3 separate regions of the Homo sapiens genome follow, and regions 2 and 3 are each linked to region 1. A link is a loop called in an ENCODE intact Hi-C map of the cell type or tissue named here. Cell type or tissue: endothelial cell of umbilical vein. All regions are shown on one strand.

Evidence for each region. Peaks named below come from ENCODE experiments on the same cell type or tissue, not always from the same donor. Only the 100,000 strongest peaks of a DNase experiment are listed, where the experiment ranks them.
Region 2: it touches region 1 in a loop (2.1-fold over the local background); 3 of 110 quality-filtered maps call a loop at or near these places.
Region 3: a loop joins it to region 1, with 5 times the contacts of the local background. A loop is called at or near these places in 3 of 110 quality-filtered maps.

Annotation. Positions count from the first base shown.
Region 1 is chr11:128,179,263-128,181,762 of GRCh38, forward strand. It overlaps LINC02725 (long intergenic non-protein coding RNA 2725), which reads left to right. Exons shown (of 6, transcript NR_183639.1): 5 at 1,198-1,361. Among named protein-coding and RNA genes, the nearest start is that of LINC02098, 28 kb to the right of the region's middle. In endothelial cell of umbilical vein, no CTCF peak of the experiment used is centred here; a DNase peak (open chromatin) is centred at 1,429; H3K27ac peaks cover 1,660 bases.
Region 2 is chr11:128,708,504-128,711,003 of GRCh38, forward strand. All of the region lies in intron 1 of FLI1 (Fli-1 proto-oncogene, ETS transcription factor), which reads left to right. Among named protein-coding and RNA genes, the nearest start is that of SENCR, 14 kb to the left of the region's middle. In endothelial cell of umbilical vein, a CTCF peak has its summit at 1,213; DNase peaks (open chromatin) are centred at 383 and 1,078; H3K27ac peaks cover 2,444 bases.
Region 3 is chr11:128,239,634-128,242,133 of GRCh38, forward strand. It overlaps LINC02098 (long intergenic non-protein coding RNA 2098), which reads left to right. Exons shown (of 4, transcript NR_146647.1): 4 at 1,645-1,808. Among named protein-coding and RNA genes, the nearest start is that of LINC02098, 32 kb to the left of the region's middle. In endothelial cell of umbilical vein, no CTCF peak of the experiment used is centred here; a DNase peak (open chromatin) is centred at 1,088; H3K27ac peaks cover 1,869 bases.

The sequences.
Region 1 (2,500 bases):
TAATTGCACACATGCTGCAATACAGAGAAAAACATTATAAATCAATTAGGCTATTACAGCAACATTGTGCTCTGTAACTAGAGAACTAGGCCTTGTGTTGCATAGTGGGAGACAGGAGCACCTGATTCTCCTTGCAATGGCCTTGGATAATTACTTACATCGTTGCATTTGATTGTCTCACCTCCAATGCAGGTTTCCAGGAAGATTTGTTTACTGATCTTTCTTAAGGGATTTGATTTCCTGGATTGGCAGGTGTCATGTTGCTGGAGGAAGACAGTGGCTTAAAAGTATTATTGAATAAAACACACATGTAAGTGTTTGATGCTCATGCTGTCTTCAACAGTCAAGGTCAGAGCTTAGTTGGTGCTTTGGGCCAGAGTTACAGGAGCAAGGGGAATGTGAAACCATGAAGTAGCTGTGGAGTTGGCAATGTCCCCAAATGCCCAAGGCTTAGGAGACATTTATATGGGCATAATAGAAATCAGATGAGCTGGATTTTGGGGAGGTGGAGAGAGGGAGAGTGGAGAGAGGGGACTGTAAAAGGTACTTAGTATTCTCTATTTCTCCTCCTTGCTGTCTTTGTTTTAACTTTCATGGGAAGTGAACTTATAGAGAAACTTATAAGTGAACTCGAATGTGCTTCTGGAGATAAATCTTTCACATTTTTACAGTCCACAGAGGAGGGGGTAGGCAAGAGAAAGAGGCCAGAGTTTTACTAAAGATAAAGGAAATGTTGTAAAAGAAGGTAAATATGGATTTTAGAAGAAGCCTCTAATACAATTGTTGGATAGTCAACGAGTTTGTTGGAAATTTGCAAAGCTCATCTGGATAATTTGGATGAGAATGTTGCCATCAGGACTAATGTTATTTGAAAGGGAATGCAGACATGTTGTGATCAACTTTTCTCTAATTATGCCATGTGTTAATTTTGTCTTGTCACACAGTTGTCCTCAATCCTGGCTGCACATTAAGTGATGTGGGAAGCTTCATAAATAGAGCAATGTTCCTAGGATCTCTGGAGGTGGGACTTAGGCATTGGCATTCTTTAAAATTTCTCCAGATCATTCTCTTATGCAGTAGTGTTAAGAGCAGAGAACTATAACCAAGATCTTGAAATCAGGAACTTCGATACATACATAAATTATCCCATTGAGCCCCTGGATGTTCATATGTATTATCTCTGTTTAATATTCACAGTTTGTCTCCATGAGGTCATACAGCTGCTTGAGGTTGCTCGGAGAGTAAGAAGCAGAATGAGAACTAGAACAGAAGCTCACTTTGGCCTGAAGGCTCATGTGCTGAGCATCTTCCCTTGTCTGTCTCCACCCCTAGCCTGGTGCCCAGCATGTAGAAGACCTTCAGTAAGTACCAGGTTGCTGACTAAGTAACTGAGGAAATGACTCACAATTGGACCATTCCCATGCTGAAATTCCACAAGAATCTTGTTATCGCCTGCACATTGCTTAGGCAAACATAATTCTAGACAAAAATGGAACCCCAGAAATCTCAGTCAACATCCCTCACTCAAAGCCTAGCACCTGGCTTCCTTCTAACAGTGCCCTCTGTTGAGTGTTCACCTGGGATTTCCAGGACTGCAGCTGCTGTCTCTTTATAAACCCAGGCCTGGGTCACAGGGTGGGGAGAAAACAATGAGTGTTTTGGTTGTTTGGTGATATCCGGTGCCACTTTGTGCCGCTTGTTGCAAATTCAGTCCCATTTCCTGTGAACTGCCTCCTTGGGCTTGACTCCCCAGCACCATACAGGGGCTTCAGGGACACTTGGAAAACAATCTGTGCTCTGACCTCGGTGTCCCTGGACCTATCAATTGCCTAAGGCAGGGAGACTGCTCATACTTCAAGTAGTGGCCTGGGGACAAGATGGATCAGGAAGTAGAAAATAGAAAAGGATGGGGGTGAGGAGCCAGGGCAGGAGAGGAAGGTTATAAGGAGGAACAATGAGAGATGGACAGCTTTTTATTCTCTACAGAATGGGCTGTTTCCTAGACGTCACGGGATCATCATGTGGTGGAGATTGCAAGAGGCCAGTTTGGGGGTGAGGAGGGATTGCCGAGTACATATTTTATCACTGTGATGTGACTCAAGGGCGTCATTCCCTGTAAACAACTTTTGAGTAGGAGGGTTTTCTCTGGATAAGAAATTAACCAGTTAGCAGTCAAGAAATGGCAAAAGCTCAAGTAACAATTCTGTATACTTAACAAAATACTGTTAAACTCATTCATTCATTCGTTCAGCAGAAGTATGTCCAGGTACATCTCTGTACAAGGCATTGGGCTGATTGTCAGTTATATAGCAGCCTCCAAGAACAACATCATATTCGACCCCAGGAACTATAGTCCAGTGGGAAACACAGACATTGAACAAAAAGTACAATGTGAAGAATATAGTAGGAGGAAAGAAACAGGAGCATGCATTATGTCATTTATTATTATTTTTATTTGAGACAGAGTCTTGCTGTCAGCCAGGCTACAGTACAGTGACAT
Region 2 (2,500 bases), 530 kb after region 1:
GTCTGAGTTCTGTACCTGGTTTTGCCTTAGGCTGGCTTCGTGACATTGGACAAGTTACTCTCCCCTTCTCAGTGGGTCCATTTACCCAAAAGGATTAAGGCTTCTTGATGATCCTCTTCTTCCATGGATTTGGTAAAAAACTGGAGTAGTGAGTTGCTTTGAGTTTCTTCAAGAAAAGCGTGAATTAATTACTACACTTTGACTAACTACTGGGTGGCTCATTGGATGGCTTTCTTGTTGCCAATGTAACAAGATTGCTGTAAATCATGCGGCATTTCAGATTCCGAGCCTTATTTGGACTTTTTACTAAAGAAAGAGCACCCGCCCCGTCTTTTTATTTGTCAGGCAAAGTTCAGTCAGCCAATATTCAGTTAGCCAAAGTTACCAAATGTGACTTCATGCCCACACAATGTAAATATAATGTGTCAATGCTGTGTGCTGTAAGGTGCTTCTTGCCTAAAAAAGGTGAGACAAAACCTTAGGAAGGCTGGCAGTAAACCTCTGGAGTATTTTGCCAGATTACTGTGACAGTGGCAGAATGATTTTGTGAAAGCCACATGCAGTCTGAAGTTTGGAAATCTAGGTTCAGACCCACTTATTAATTGTGTGGTCTTCGGTCAGATAATAACTTCTCCAATCTCCTTTCCTACCTGTAAAATAATAGTAGTACTGGTAGTAATAATGCATAACGTTAATTTTTCTACCAACCTTACTAATAATAAGAATCAAAAGTAGTATGGAAGTAAAAGCACTTTGTAATTGTAAAGTGCTGTGCAACTGCTAGTTGTTATTATCTTAGTTATTATTCTCATTCAAGTCGATGCATGAATATAACAGATAATAAATGTAACTTAAATCTGTTGGGTTGCTTTTTTCTGGCCTTAGTGATTTCAAAGACTTGCTTGCATGTGGTTAAATTCACCAGTTAGTGACTTATTCATATCTCTTTGCCCATGTAGACACCATCCCCTACAAATGCACAAGTACAGATCAAACATCCCATATTCCTCCTTTCCCTCCCACGTATCCGGCCATTGTTCTACTTGTGAAACTCCCATCCCAATCAATGGGGGGTTTACGTAAAAACCGATGGCAGGATATGAGTGTGGCTTCAGGAATTCCAGGCTTGTGCTGCTGATAAAGAGAGTTGTGTCAAACAGAAAACACCAGAGAAACAAATTCTCTTGTCCAACCTATGCTACAGCACTCCCTTGTGAATAGTTTTAAAACATCCGTCTGGCTGACCAAATACCTATGGCTGCCTCCACCCATACATCTACGCCACCTCTTCTATTATCTTCCCCATGTCCTTGTGGTAATACAGTACAGAACCAGGCTAGAAGTAGGTTAATTCAGAGGGAGATACCAGTAGAACTGAGCTCCCTGATTAAGGGATGTGAATTTAATTGGGTTGTGACAGTCTGTATTAAGTGTAAATGCTACTAATAGGTTTAACTGACTTTGGTGTGAGTGAAGGGACAACAGAACAAAAGAAGTAATTTGCCTTGAAGATGATCCTCTTTTAGTGTTGAAGTCACAAGTGATGGAGGCCCTTCTTTCACTTAACGAGGCCAGGAAAGCTGGGTTGGTCTTTATTCTCATCATGCATCATCAATATTTTAGGAAAGGTCATATTGCTGTCTTTCACGGTACACTGCACAACCAAGTATGATTATGTGACCAGAAGTGAAGGGAAGGAGAACATTTGCCCATATTCTACCCACACTGAAGTAGCTCAAAAATGAAGAGATGAAGAAAGGAAAATGGAGTTGACCATTTCCATTTAAGTGCTCATTCAGACATTTAGTATTAAAATGATGAACTTCTTTTGCAATCTTTTTATTGAACGCATTGAACTAGGTATTAGGGTGTTATCCTTGGCCAACAGAATTGGGATTTCAAAGTTCATGAGGCCGAACATTGAACTGCTCAAACACTAGTCTGTAGTTCCTAGGGACCACAATCTAGCTAAGATCAGCCCTACTGCTTTTTCTCCATGACAACAAATCACCACCAAGACCGAGATGCTGTATTGAAAGAGCATGCTGTGTTTTTCCACACTAACACCACAGAGTGAAGGTAAAGAGATTAGAGAGCATCTCAAATTTATATTTCAAATTATGAAGAACATCTGACACAATGAAAGCAAATGCAGCCTTGCAGAAAATTTATTTGTCTATCTTTGTGATGTTGGATTGTATAAAGGGTTTGGACATACTCATTGTCCTACCACCTTAACTACATAAAAAAATATAATCTCTTCAGCTACTAAGTTTCTGATTTTGCATTTGATATGGGAGCAATAGTATTTTATTGGGCTACACAAGGTTCCAAAATCTCTCTTTTGAAGATATTCATGTGTAGGAAACTCTGTAACAGATATAGCTCTTGCACAATTTTTAGGAGAAGAGATTTGGGAAACTTTATCAGTTTTTCTCAACCTTTTTAACTCTATCTTAAAGTCCAAGGAAAGTGAAAGATTAAGAAAACTTTCCTTATC
Region 3 (2,500 bases), 60 kb after region 1:
CCCATCCAGCACTGGATTGAGAACTAGGGGTCAAAAGGCACACTGAACGGTAGACGTGAGGCTTCCTACGTCTCCTATTTCACAGACTTTATGGAAAAGCAGGTTTGGAAATGAATGAACCCAGGATGAAAATTTAAGTCTCTATAAAATATTTTTCATCTACAAAGAAACAACTTTTTCCTCTACCAAAGTTATTTCAGATACATGTGTCTTCATTATGGTCATCTGGGTATTTGTAAGGAATACCACATCCCTTGCATTTCAGGTGTGTTGTGAATTAAAGATTACATTATTTTCCTTTTATCCTTATCATCTCCAAACCTCCTACACAACAATTGCAAAAGAAGTAATACTGCAAACTCTCAAGTCTGTTGTGAGGATTAATTTACTTAGATTACATAAGATATTTAAAACAATAAAAGGTGCTTAATGTATAAAACCTATTATCATAGTTAACTTTTCTTTTAGTCTTATGGCTACATTGTGTAGTAAATATTGTATAATCTGCATTGCATAGTCATACAAAAATGTCATCTTCACAGTACATTTCTAATAACCTGGAAAGCATTCTGTCATTTTCTTAATATTGGCATGATTCTTGGGTTTGGTTAAAAGGGATTAGAAGAGATTCATTCTCCCCATCTCTACTAAAAATACAAAAAAATTAGCCGGGCCTGGTGGCGGGCGCCTGTAGTCCCAGCTACTTGGGAGGCTGAGGCAGGAGAATGGCGTGAACCTGAGAGGCGGAGCTTGCAGTGAGCCGAGATCACGCCACTGCACTCCAGCCTGGGCGACAGAGCAAGACTCTGTCTCAAAAGAAAAAAAAAAAAAAGAAGAAGAAGAAGAGATTCATTCTGTGTTTGGTCTCTTTTCTCCCCTGTTTGAATTTGTCACAGCCCTTTCCCTATACTGAATCTGATTGCTAGGAAACAGTCCGTTGTGAAATATGTCTCAATGTTACACTTATTTGCAATATATTCAGCTTTACTCCATGCTCTGGCATTGTTCTAATGAGATCAATGTATTGCCAAACTGAGTCACTGGTTCCTTCCCTTCTTCCAAAGAAAACAACGGCAATTCCAAGGAATTCTTTTCTTTGTTAGTTTTTAGCCTCCTATTTCATTTCTATTATAAATAGCATCAATTATCTGATGTGTAGCTGACAGAGAAGTTTGCCTCCCATGAATCATTTCATTCAGCTGATTCGGCAAAACATTTGACCATGAACGTGCATGCGTGTGTGTGTGCACAGACTCCAGTGCCTGAGTTTTCGTATAAACTAGATAAAGTCCATTTGTCTCCAGATTAATGATAAACAAGATTAAGAACACAGTTTCTAAGTTTTGTTTCATTTGGGCCTTCTCGAGCTGCATTTAGCCGATACTAAGTTATAATGACCTTTGGAAAGTTCACAAGTTTCCAGGGGTCCAGGATAGTAATTAGCTCTTAATTGTAAAAACAAGTGCTGCTGAAGAACATAAGGTCATAGGAAAATCAGGAATCAGGACTTTGTACAGAAAAAAAAAAGTGAATAAAATAATGTTTATTCATTTATGAATCACTCAGTCATGATTTTCTTTTTATAATATCATCGAAAGAAATAAAATGCCTTGTGTTTAAATTTTCACTATGCTTGTATTTCAGCCTCATCAAGAGATACTACCCCTGATCTTTTCATTTCACTTTCCTCGGGTCTGCCTAAACTCAGTGTCTCTCCTAGAAAACCACCCAACTCATGAAAAACTGTTTGTAAGAAAATGTTCTCAACACAAAGAAATAATAAAGGTTTGAGATGATAAATATGCTAATTACCCTGATCTGATCACTATACATGATATGTATGAAAACATCACTATGTACCTTGTAAAATTATTATACGTCAATTAAAAAAAGGGAAAATGTGTTGTGCTTAATTATAATAAGAAAATTTAAACAGATTGATGAGAATTCAAAGTTTTCACTGATGTGAATATTAGTTAACAGGAAAAAAGAACTCATAAAAACTGTTCCATACTTGTTTTACCCCAAAATGTTAATCCATGCTGTTATAGATACCCTGTGAGACACACAAATGCTTTTCCAACTCATTGATTTCAAATCAAAGGGCAAAATATACATTAGTAATGATGATATGCCAAAACGCTCCTTAATGTGAACATCAGTATTTACGTTTTAATGTCAGTTACAAAGATCCCTGGGCGGGCGCGGTGGCTCACACCTGTAATTCCAGCACTTTCGAAGGCCGAGGCTGGTGGATCATGAGGTCAGGAGATCGAGACCATCCTGGCTAACACAGTGAAACCCCGTCTCTACTAAAAATACAAAAAATTAGCCGGGCTTGGTCGTGGGTGCCTGTAGTCTCAGCTACTTGGGAGGCTGAGACAGGAGAATGGTGTGAACCCGGGAGGCGGAGCTTGCAGTGAGCTGAGACAGCGCCACTGCACTCCAGCCTGGGCAACAGAGCGAGACTCCGTCTCAAAAAAAAAAAAAAAAAAAAAAA